Linked DNA regions of Mus musculus: regions 2 and 3 are each linked to region 1. Evidence: chromatin loops called from intact Hi-C (ENCODE). Cell type or tissue: heart. All regions are shown on one strand.

The links. A loop is a pair of places that touch in the nucleus more often than their neighbours do. Peaks named below come from ENCODE experiments on the same cell type or tissue, not always from the same donor. Only the 100,000 strongest peaks of a DNase experiment are listed, where the experiment ranks them.
Region 2: a loop joins it to region 1, with 2.9 times the contacts of the local background. A loop is called at or near these places in 1 of 42 quality-filtered maps.
Region 3: it touches region 1 in a loop (2.3-fold over the local background); 1 of 42 quality-filtered maps calls a loop at or near these places.

The regions. Positions count from the first base shown.
Region 1 is chr10:80,536,643-80,540,642 of GRCm38, reverse strand. Atp8b3 (ATPase, class I, type 8B, member 3) reads left to right here and starts at 1,519. Exons shown (of 28, transcript NM_026094.3): 1 at 1,519-1,627; 2 at 3,829-3,884. The coding sequence starts at 3,839. In heart, a CTCF peak has its summit at 1,730 (motif pointing left); DNase peaks (open chromatin) are centred at 1,412 and 2,302; H3K4me3 peaks cover 1,201 bases; H3K27ac peaks cover 823 bases; H3K27me3 peaks cover 1,244 bases.
Region 2 is chr10:80,367,753-80,371,752 of GRCm38, reverse strand. No RefSeq gene overlaps it. Among named protein-coding and RNA genes, the nearest start is that of Plk5, 13 kb to the right of the region's middle. In heart, a CTCF peak has its summit at 1,574 (motif pointing left); a DNase peak (open chromatin) is centred at 172; H3K4me3 peaks cover 305 bases; H3K27me3 peaks cover 1,074 bases.
Region 3 is chr10:80,301,783-80,305,782 of GRCm38, reverse strand. It overlaps Apc2 (APC regulator of WNT signaling pathway 2), which reads right to left. Exons shown (of 15, transcript NM_001372241.1): 2 at 3,805-3,963; 3 at 3,556-3,646; 4 at 3,289-3,469; 5 at 979-1,087; 6 at 763-876; 7 at 521-598; 8 at 156-254. Among named protein-coding and RNA genes, the nearest start is that of Apc2, 2.7 kb to the right of the region's middle. In heart, CTCF peaks have their summits at 2,212 and 3,278; a DNase peak (open chromatin) is centred at 3,172; H3K4me3 peaks cover 1,471 bases; H3K27ac peaks cover 568 bases; H3K27me3 peaks cover 3,263 bases.

The DNA of each region.
Region 1 (4,000 bases):
ACTCAAAGCTTCCAGAGTTTGCTATTCTGGTGGAGGCTTGGTCCTGAGTGCCGTCCTTATCCCAGCCACCAGTTCATTCATTTTATGCCAGCATACACTGGGAGACAGGAGGTGGACATAACCACTGAGGGCTAGGTTAGAGGCAGGGCTGACTACAGCCTCTTCAGGGTGTACCGTGGCCAGCATCCCTGGCATACATCCACTGTACACAGGTATCAACATAGCCCATCAGTGCCTTGTGGGCTCCCTTTCCCACTTAGGCATGACAGATACAGACCTGGCTCAACCGTGCTCACTGGTGTGCAACCTTCCCACTCCTAATCCCCAATTCAGCAATGTTTAGTTGGGCTGGAGTATACTGTGCTTAGTGTGCTTGGAAGATGCTCTTCCCAAATGCAGGAGATGTAGCTCAGTGAGAGGCTGCTGTCATTATATAGGGTGGAGGATTAATCTGCATTCCCCTACATAATAAAGCTTGAGACCAGTTTGAACTTAACTCCTGCCCTGCAGAATGAAGCTCAGACCCACCTTTTCTGAGCCTGTCCCTGATACCCCAGCCATGCCCTAGTCTCTGCCTCCCTCCCTGGATCATGACTTGACCCTTTTCTTCTTTTCTCCTCCTCCTCCTCCTCCTCCTCCTCCTCCTCCTCCTCCTCCTCCTCCTCCTCCTCCTCCTCCTCCTCCTTTTGGTTTTTCAAGACAGAGTTTCTCTGTGTAGCCCTGGCTGTTCTGGAACTCACTCTGTAGACCAGGCCTGCCTCTGTCTCTGCCTCCCAAGTACTGGGATTAAAGGCATGTGTCACCACTGCCTGGCTTGACCCTTTTCTGTTCTACGGCTGGCCTTATCTTGGCCTTGCCCGCAGAGATTCCAGATGCCAGACCCCTGCCTTTCCTCCCTGACCTCTTCCCAAGGCTTTCCTGTCCTTTCTAGTTTACCCAAACCCCCTCCCTCCTTCCTTCCTTCCTGGCCCTTGACTCATGCCTCCGCCCACAAAGCATTGTCCCATCCTTGAGATGTAATACCACGCTCACCAGGAATAGACTCCCCTGGAAGCCTGGTCTCCGCTTTTTTTTTTTTTTTTTTTGAGACAGGGTTTCTCTGTATAGCTGTCCTGGCTGTCCTGGAACTCACTTTGTAGACCAGGCTGGCCTCGAACTCAGAAATCCACCTGCCTCTGCCTCCCGAGTGCTGGGATTAAAGGCGTATGCCACTACGCCTGGCTGTACAATTAATTCTTGCTCCACCCATAAGCCTGGTTTGTAGCACAAGGTTGGCTCTGCCAAGCTCCTAAAACACGACTCCGCCCACGAGACCTGACCACACCCCGAAGACTCAGCCACGCCCACAACTCCAGGCTCTACCCTTACCCTCTGTGCCATTCAACTAGGCCCCACCTTCTCCAGGCCCCGCCCCTGTCGCCTGGTCCTATCCTTCTCCTGCCCTTAAGCTGCAGGCCTTAAGGCTCTGGTAGGCCCCGCCCCCTTCGCAATGCCCCGCCCCACGAGCCCGCGCCACCCGTTTCAGACCCGTTGGCACCAGGCTAACAGCTCCACAACATCGGCGGCCCTGGACGCCGCTGGCGGCCCGCCCTAGGCAGCCAGGCCCCACCAAGCCCGGCCCTCGCAGGTGAGCACCGATGCTCACGAGTTGTGCATCCTTGGGCGCCACTGTGACCTCTCTGTGCTCTAGGGGTCTTGGGCCCGGATGCCAGCACTTGAGACAGGAGATGGTGCCCCCTTGAGGTTCATAAAACCAGACACCGAGGTGGAGCTTACCTACAGGACAGTTTGGTGACCACTAGAGTTCACTAGGGCTGTGCGTCATGGCCGCTGGGGAATACTGCTAATGGGGTGTCTGGTGAGTGGGCAGGAACACTTTGGAACAGGAAGATTTTGGAAACTTTGAAAAACATTGGAAAGGAAGACTGAGTGCAGTAGCAATTCTCAACCTGGGGAGGGTCAAACGACCCTTTCACAGGGGCCACCTAAGACGATCTGAAAAAAACAGATATTTGCATTATGCTTCATGACAGTAGCAAAATTAGTCATGGAATAACAACAAAACCAATTTTGTCGTTGGGGTCCCCACAATATGAGGAACTTATTAAAGGGTCATAGCATTAGGAAGGTTAAGAACCCCTGGACTAGAGTGTTCCCTAGAATCAAGATCTCTTCACACATCCTTCCCACACCCTCTCCAGCCTCAGTTTTCCTCACGTGATAATCAGGGAAAAGCCCAATACCCAGAGCTGGTGCTGAGCCAGGAGGAGGTGGGGCCCCAAGATGCCCTGGGGAAACACATGACTCAGACACCAGGACTCCTTGTCCTGGGGGAAATGTGGGTTCAGCAGACATTAAGACAGTGAAAGCTCTAGAAGAGAGGTGACCAGAGGCAAGATGGGGGACACCCCAGCTGCTCAGGAAGCCCCCAGGAGGCGCATGATTCCCACGGGCCGGTCTGGGAAGTACAGAGTGAAATTTGGAGGGTGAGGAAGAAATCCACCAGGCAGGGTGGTGACAGTGGGGGGCATATGGGTAAACTGGGGGACCGATGGGGTGAGTGCTCAGGTGGTGGTTGAAGATCTGCCCCCCGGGAAGGGAGCAGGGAGGACCCATGTCACCAGGTATAGGGCTGTCTTAAGTTACCAGACCCAGCCAGGAGTGAGAGCACAGGTCTGTCATCCTAGCTCCTCCAGGAGGCTGGAGCAGAATTATGGGTGTAAGAGCAGCAGAGTGAGACCCTGTCACTACACTTAGCAATCCCAAGGCCAGATCTTTTTGTCTCCCTCCTCCTCCTCCTCCTCCTCCTCCTCCTCCTCCTCCTCCTCCTCCTCTTCCTCCTCTTCCTCCTCCTCCTCCTCCTCTTCTTCCTCCTCCTCCTTTGAGACAGGCTTTTGCTATGTAGGGCAGAGTGTCCTTGAACTCACAGCAACCCACTGACTTGGTGTACCAAGGGCAGGGATTAAAGGGATCTGGTGTGGTGCCAACACACCAGATCTATCTTAACATGGCTCCATGCTCATAATATACGCAAGCCGTGAGCTGTCACATATACAACCCCTCAGCTCCGTGGGGTCAGTCAGCAAACATGGACTGAGCATGTGTGGGGTGTGGGGTGGGCCTTGCAGGAGCAGGTGGAACAGGAGGGGCATGGAGGAGACTGGACGGGCCAGCCACAGCTTCCTCACTAGGGCTCGAGGCTACAGCATCTCAGAGGTGGGGTTCCTTGCCTCAGGTGACCAGCTATAGATGGGGGATGTAATGCTGGGTCCTGCAAGTCCAGAGAGCAGTTCTGAGGTAGACATGAGAAGGTGAGATATGCATGTATGATAGATAGATAGAGAGATAGAGAGATAGAGAGATAGAGAGATAGAGAGATAGATAGATAGATAGATAGATAGATCCATCCTCTAACCTATACCCCAGCCTTTATTTTTTTTATTGATTTTTGTGAATACCTAGGGCTACTTCTTTTCTTTTCTTTTTCCTTTTCCCGTTTTATTGGATATTTTCTTTATTTACATTTCAAATGTTGTCCCATTTCCAGGTCTCCCTTCCAGAACCCCCTATCCCATCTCCCCACCCTCCAGTCTTTATTTTATTCCAACACAAGGTCTTGCTGCTCACCCCCGAGCCAGGCTGGGACTTGAAGCCATCCATACTCGTGCTTCAGCCTCCCTTGTGCTGGGATTCCCTTGTGATTGGCTTTTGCGGCAGTATTTTAGAGAGCAGATCTCAAGGTCCATGAGGGTAGTGTCAGACACCATCCAGAAGCACTGGACAGCCAGGGTGATTGTGACTTAGGGGTCTTTCTTCCCCACTCCACAGCCCCACCGGCATGGATGGAGTTCATCTCGGGGAGAACCTTGAGGATAAAGACACAGGTGCGGTCTCACATCATCGGGATGGCAGGATGGAGAGGGAGGAGAAGCGGGGTGACAGAGGGGTACCCCTCAGCCCTCACTAGAGACTAAAATGGGGTTATGTCCTCAGTCTGTCC
Region 2 (4,000 bases), 170 kb after region 1:
TTCCTTTTGCTTTGTGAGAGGGTGTCTCTGTGATCCCCGCCAGTCTCCTGTCTCAGTTTTTCTAGTAGCAGGATGACTGGGCCTTCACTCCTGTTTTCTCCATAGTTTACGTGATAAGAAATCCCAGGGTTCCGAGATTTCACACGTGACTGTCACTCACGGTTGCTATGGCACTGTTGCTATGGCATCTGTCCACCTGGAACCGCAGAGGCTGACCATACCTTTCTTGCTCCTGATTGGAGGTGTGACTCTGTTACATGTTTGAAACCACCAATGAGGTGTTCCGGGGTCACCTGTCGCTAACAGACTAGAAAAAGGGAGAACTGAGTTTTACACACACACACACACACACACACACACACACACACACACAGAGTTCTTGTTCCTAGTATGAAATACACTGAGGATTTTCCTCACACACAAAAATATTACCAGTGTTAGACAAGATTTAGTGAGGGGTTTTGGCCTTTTCCTTTTCTTTTGTGACAATGTCTTGCTGTGTAGCCCTGGCCGTCCTAGAACTTGCTATGTAGATCTGGAGACCAGGCTGGCCTTGAACCCACAGATATCCTCCTGCCTATGCCTCCCAAGTGCTGGGATTAAAGAGCTGCACCACGTCCTTCCTGCCTCATTCTTTCATTTGATTCTTTATTATTTATTTATTATTACTATATGCATATGGTGTGTGTGTGTGTGTGTGTGTGTGTCTGTGTACATCATGTGAACCTTGTTTCTCTCTACTGTGTGGGTCTCCAATCAAACTGAGGTTCTCAGACTTCCCTCACCCACTGAGCCATCTTGTCAGACCAGGATTTATTTTATTTTATTGTTTTGTTTTGTTTGTGTTCCTGAGAGATAGTCTCATGTAGCCCAGGCTAGCTTGGAACTCAGTATGCAGTTGAGGGTGGACCTTGAACCTCTGATCCTTCCCCCTCCACCACCCCAATGCTGGGATGACAGGCAAGTGTCACCACCCCTGGGTCAAATATTTTGTTTCTTGAGGCTAACCTCTCCGAAGAAAATTCCAGAAAATTTCAGTGGGCAGGCGAATGGGCAAACTTCCATTTGTTGAAGTTCTTCTGCTTTGAAATAAATCGTCCTGGAAGGTTAGGAATTAATGTATTCTGTAGTTAGTTTATTTTTAATAAACCACCCATTGTGGGCTCGGGGCGTGGGAGATTCTCACAGATCGCTCCCGCTCAGACGCCCACGGGTGATGGAAATAAACATGGTAGGTAGGTCATTTAGCAAGCCACAGTCACTCGGGTAGGCTCCCGCGCTCTGTCCTGTTCTTACCCCAGAGACAAGCATTCTGGGTAGACACAGTAGTCATGAAGTCACCCTTAAGCTTGTTGACCTAAAGCCACAAAATCACATGTGACTGCATACACCACTCATTCCAGAGACTGAGGCAGGAGCATTGCCCTGACTTTAAAGTCATACTGTGCTACCACTGAGACCTCTTCTTAAAAAGGAATAGAGGGCTGCAGTGATGGGGGATGGGGCACGTCCCTCTGGTCCTGGGAACCTTGGTGCAGTGTCAACCCCAGGGTAGCGAATGCCCTCTTCTGGCCTCTTCAGGCACTGCATGCCTAGGGCAGACGCTATCACACGTACATAAATAAGAAATAGATTCTTAGCCGGGCGTGGTGGCGCACGCCTTTAATCCCAGCACTCGGGAGGCAGAGGCAGGTGGATTTCTGAGTTTGAGGCCAGCTTGGTCTACAGAGTGAGTTATAGGACAGCCCAAAAAAGAAAGAAAGGTGTTTTAATTGGGAGTTGGAAGCGAATGCCGGTGCCAGTTCACGACCGTCCACATCAGCTCTTACAGTGGGTGAGGTCATGTGACCCAGGCCTGGCCAGTGAGCTCCAAACCCAGGACTTGGTCGGGGAATGGAGAAGGGGTAGAAGCCAATCTTCTTTCTGTGCTCACTTGGCCATGTGAACATCAGCATATCCTAGGCCCCCTCCCCCTCCATCCCTTCCTCTCCCTCTCCCTCCTCTCTTCTGATCTTGGACTCCCAACCATCCTACCTGCGCCTCCAGGCCCCTGATATGGTCTATGTTCTGCTGTGAAAAAGCTCAGAGCCTCCTTGGGGTTAAAAGAGTGATCTGGGGGTTGGGGATTTAGCTCAGTGGTAGAGAGCGCTTGCCTAGCAAACGCAGGGCCTTGGGTTCGGTCCTCAGCTCTGGAAAAAAAAAAAAAAAAGAGTGATCTGATCTGCACTTTTCCCTTTAAACTTTTCTTCTTCTTCTTCTTCTTCTTCTTCTTCTTCTTCTTCTTCTTCTTCTTCTTCTTCTTCTTCTTCTTCTTCTTCTTCTTCTTCTTCTTCTTCTTCTTCTTCTTCTTCCAGACAGGGTGTCACTATGAAGCCCTGGCTGGCCTGGAACTCCTTATGTAAACCAGGCTGGCCTCAAACCCAGAAATCCTCCTGCCTCTGCCTCTTGAGTGCTGGGATTAAAGGTGTGTGCCTTCACCATCCGGCTCTCTCCCTATTCTTTTTAAAGATGTGTTCATCCTTATTTTATGGGCAGAAATGTACCATCTGGGGCTGGTGAGATGGCTCAGTGAGTAAGAGCACCCGACTGCTCTTCCAAAGGTCTGGAGTTCAAATCCCAGCAACCACATGGTGGCTCAAAACCATCCGTAACGAGATCTGACTCCCTCTTCTGGAATGTCTGAAGGCAGCTACAGTGTACTTACATATAATAAATAAATAAATATTAAAAAAAAAAAAGAAATGTACCATCTGCACGTGTACCTGCACACCATGAGTGCTGGTACACTCGAAGGCCAGAAGACAAAATTGGATCCCCTAGAACTGGAGTTACAGACGGTTGTAAGCTGCCATGTGGTGCTGGGAACTAAACCAGGGTCCTCTGCAGGAACACCCAGTGCTGTAACCACTGAGCTGTCCCTCCAGCCCTGGGTCATGTTTTGCATGCAGATGTAAGTGCTTGCTTGGAAGAAGATGGGAGAGAGAACAAGACACACACACACAGACACACAGACACACACACACGGACACGGACACACACACACACACACACACACACGAACACGGACACAGACACAGAATCATTTATCTTCATTTAAGCCCAGATCCAGCTGTGCCTGCAGTCATCACATTCCAATGTCACACACCTGACCTAGTCATTTCCAACAATGAACAAGCATGAGTGGACGAGCTCACCAGTGCACACCCACATGCTGGAGCACAAAAGCAGGATCATGGGCAGAAGAAGGAGGAGGAGCAGGAGCACGGGCAGGAGCAGGAGGAGGAGCAGGAGCAGGAGGAGGGGCAGGAGCAGGAGCAGGAGCAGGAGCAGGAGCAGGAGCAGGAGCAGGAGGAGCAGGAGCAGGAGGAGGAGGAGGAGCAGGAGCAGGAGGAGGAGCAGGAGCAGGAGAAGAAGCAGGAGGAGGAGCAGGGGCAGGAGCAGGGGCAGGAGGAGGAGCACGAGCAGGAGGAGGAGCAGGGGCAGGAGGAGGAACAGGAGCACAAGCAGGAGGAGGAGCAGGAGGAGGAGCAGGAGCACAGGCAGGAGGAGCAGGGGCAGGAGGAGGAGGAGAAGGAGGAGGAACAGGAGCACAGGCAGGAGCAGGGGCAGGAGGAGGAACAGGAACACAGGCAGGAGGAGGAGCAGGAGCACAGAATGGACCTTGAACACGAAAAAGACTTTGAGGCCCATGCGGCACCAACGGACCTGGAAGTCACTGTGCTCTGTGTGTGGAGATTTGAAAGGCCACTCATGGGACTCCATGACAGGACACGAGGACAATAGGTGACTCAGAATTGGCAAGGAGGAGGGGGTTGTGGGTGCTGGTGCCGGGGAGGAGGCGGGTGGATGTAGCTGAGGAGGACGCTGTGTGTGAAGGGATGTCGAGTAAAGGGCAAATTAAACTTAAATTTACAACACTCCTTGGGCTGGGCATGTGTCCCCTGCACTCCTCCACACACTTCCTGTCTCCTGAGTTACAGGGTCTCTTAAAATTCACCCA
Region 3 (4,000 bases), 230 kb after region 1:
AGCCAGGGCTACACAGTGGAACTTTGTATCAGAGAAACAAAGACCTCTCACCTCACAGGGAGCCTCAGTCCAGAGAGTCTTTCTAGCAATGGGGGTTGCTTGAGGACCCCCAGCCCACGACACAGGCAGTCCATCTTCAGATTTTCCCTTCTTACCTTGCTGTTGCCAGGCTGAGGGGTGCCATCCTCAGGATGTGTGGGGACTTCTGCCTCCTGCTCCTCCTCTACTGCCACAGGCTTCACCGCCAGCAGAGCCTGCAGGAAGAACATCAGCCTGGTGGTTCAGGCTGCACCACGCACAGGCTGCGGACCCCTTCCTGGGCCCAGAATAGGGGAATACCATTGTATAGCCCTGGCTGTCCTGGAACTCACTCTGTAGACCAGGCTGGCCTCGAACTCAGAAATCTGCCTGCCTCTGCCTCCCGAGTGCTGGGATTAAAGGCGTGTGCCACCACGCCCGGCTCCAATTGAGTTGACAGGCATCTGTCATCACCCCCTTTGGCCCCTGCTTGTCTTGGTACCTGAGGCTCTGTCTGCTGCACCCGGTCCTGGGCTTCCAACAGCTCCTTGTCAATCTGCTCCAAGCGCGAAGCCCGGATCTAGAGAACAGAGAACACAAAGTCAGCCCCTGACTGACCCCGCCTCCTCCCAGCCTTGGCTCCTCCCATTTCTGACTCCACCTCCTAATTCTCCGCCCAGCCGCGGACTCCTCCCATTCAGCACTGCCCTCCATTCCCCGAAACCCGGTGTGCACTGCCCGCACCTGCGCCCGCTGCACCATCTCGTCGGAGGTACCGAAGCGCTCCTCCATCAGCGAGCGGATGTGCTGGGCCTCGAACTCCAGCTGCTGCCGAATCAGATCCATCTGCATCGAAAACTGCTGGGAGGGGGCACGGGCTGTGATGAGGTGCGTTCTGACCCGGCCTCCTTACCACCGCCACATCCCTGAACCTTCCTTAGGTGCGCCCCGGGAGCTCACCGTGTCCACGTGCGGCAGCTCATCCAAGCGCTTGGACAGGCCCTGGAGCTGAGAGTAATACCATAGCTTCTCCTTCTCCTCTTTCTCTATCTCGCTCAGCAGGAAGCATCTGGTGGAGGGGATGCACCGGACCTCCTCATAGGTGGCATTCTCAGGGACGACCGCCCCCCTCCCCGCCCCTGCTCCCAGCTCTGAGATGGGCATTGAAAGGAACTGAGTGGGTGAAGAAAAGCTGATCAGAAAGAGAAAACAAGGGCTGGAGAGATGGCTCAGTGGTTAAGAGTACTGACTGTTCTCCCTAAGGTCCTGAGTTCAAATCCCAGCAACCACATGGTGGCTTATAACCATCCATAATGAGATCTGATGTCCTTTTCTGGTGTGTCTGAAGACAGCTACAGTATCTTACATATAACAATAAATAGATCTTTAAAAAAAAAAGAAAGAAAGAGAAAACAAAACAAAACAAAACAAAAAACAACCCCTTGGGAGCTGAAGCCAGAGTTTGAGGCCAGCCCTGACCACAAAGTGTAACCCCGTCCCAAACAAGGGTTTAGAGAAATGGCTTATCAGGTAAAGAAACTTGTGGCCAAGCCTGATGACCCAAGCTCCATCTTCAGAACCCACATGATGGAAAGAGAGAAAGTGACTTGTGCGGGTCGCCCTGGACCACATACAAATAAATATAATTGTTAATAAATGTAATTGGAGCCGGGTGTGGTGGCCCACGCCTTTAATCCCAGCACTCGGGAGGCAGAGGCAGGCAGATTTCTGAGTTCGAGGCCAGCCTGGTCTACAGAGTGAGTTCCAGGACAGCCAGGGCTATACAAAGGAACCCTGTCTCGAAAACAAACAAATAAACAAACAAATGTAATCGGAAAAAGCTAGAAGCGGCAATCTAGGGGATGTGTGCCTGCCATCTTAGCACTGTGGGAGAACTTGACCAGCCTTGGCTACTTGGCAAATTTGAGGGCTACTTGAAAGCCTTGACTGAAAAAAAAAAAAAAAAAAGATAAAATAGCCTGGCCTGGCGGTGGTGGCACCTGTAATCTCAGCACTCGGGAGCCTGAGGCCGACGACAGATCTCTGAGTTTGAGGCCATCTTGGTCTACAGGACAGCCAGAGCTACGCAGAGAAACCCTATCTTGAAAAATAAACAAATAACCAGCTAAAAAGGAAAGAACAGGAGATCCTAGGAAGACCCGAGAAGTGCTCCAGCACCTGTCATGTCCAGTGTACACACCAGGGGTCAGGCTCAAGAGTCCCTCTTCATTTACCCTGTCACCCCGGCAGGCACTGAGGAGGCTGAGGCAGAAGACTGACCAGCCTGGACTGCTGGACTGTACGCTGAGACCTCTTTCTTTCTTTCTTTCTTTCTTTCTTTCTTTCTTTCTTTCTTTCTTTCTTTCTCTCTTTCTCTCTTTCTCTCTCCTCTCTCTCTCTTTCCTTATTCCTTTCTTTTTAAAGATTTATTTATTTATTATATATAAGTATACTGTAGTTGTCTTGATACACACCAGAAGAGGGCATTAGATCTTATGTGGTTTCTGGGATTTGGACTCAGGACCTCTGAAAAAGCAGTCAGTGCTCTTAACCGCTGAGCCATCTCCCCAGTACAAGACCCCTTTCTTTAAATTTTTTGTTTAAATAGGCTAAGTTATCGGAGTGGGCAAAGGTATTTGTCGGCAACCTAAGAACCCTGAGTTTGACTCCCGGGATTTCCTGGTGTTCTCTGACTTCCACACATGTGCTATGGTGTCCCCAAAGAAATAAATGTGGTCAGGGATCCAGAAAGGAAAAACAATACCAATTAACAAAGTTCTATTTCCATTTTACAGAGCATTCATCTGAGAAGTTGCGCCGCAGAGCGGACTTAAACTGTTTGTCAAGTGACCTCGTGCAACCCAGAGGGGCCGAGCTGGGTTGCCCCCTTTGGTGCTGCCCCCTCCACTGGCCCTGGGCCCAGAATTTTTGGGCTTCTGTCCTTCTATCAACAAAGGCCTCCTTGAGGATCTCTGGCGTCAGGCCTGTTTCTGAGCCCTGACTTTGGATACGGCTCTGTCCCTAGGGACGCCTGTATGTCTCGGCCCCGGAGATGGGGGTGGAGGCTCTTCTCTCCCAGGAGCCTTTCCCCTTGCCAGGAATGTCCTCATATCCTCTGTCCACCAGTTGGGGTCAGCCAGACAGGGATAGAGTGGAGATGAGTGAAAGAGCCTGGAGGTGGGTGTGGCTGGTTGGGGGCGGGGTCATTGCCAGCGACCCAATCCGAGGGCAGAGGTCCCTGGGGGCAGGTCCTTTCCCACGCCCTCTCACCTCTCCTGGTCCAGTTCTTCCAGCAGGCGGATGGTGGCCCGGCTCAGCTCTCCAAAGCTGTCCTTGGATGGTCCAGAGCCGTGCACTGGGCTTCCCTCTGGAGTCCGGGCGGCAGGCTCCGGGCCCAGGGCTGGAGCATGAAACTTGAGGTTGTACAGGCTACTGATGTCAGTCTGAAGAGCTGGAGGGAGGGAGGCACTGGTGAAGGTCAGTGACCTGCTCTTGCTATATCCCTGCTGGCCATGGGCCGTTCTGGAAGTCACTCACCTTTCAGTTGCTCTAACACTTCTGTCTGCCCGGAAGACACGAGCACTCTCGCCTCCTGCTCCAGCTTGCCCTGGAGGTGTTTCAGGACCTCCTGCGGGCATGGTAGGGAATAGGTCTGTGAGCATCAGGGCTGCCTGGACACACAGACATCTGTCACCCTGGCAGTCCACATGCCTTGAGGACCCCTCCCAAGACATCGGTGCTTTCGTGTCTGTCTTTCTGACCCATGCCCTCCATGCAGGCTCTCACCTTCATTCCAGAAGTCTCTGTCTCAAGCTTGGAGAGATGGCTAGAGTTATCCCTCAGCTCCTGCCTTAAGTGAGTGTTCTCGGCCTTCAGGGCCTCCACCTGGCGCACCAGCTGCTCATATGAGGCCATGGAGCTGGTCATTTTCAACTCCTGCAGTGCCTGGGGGTAAGGGGTCACAACAGTGGGTGCTGGTCAT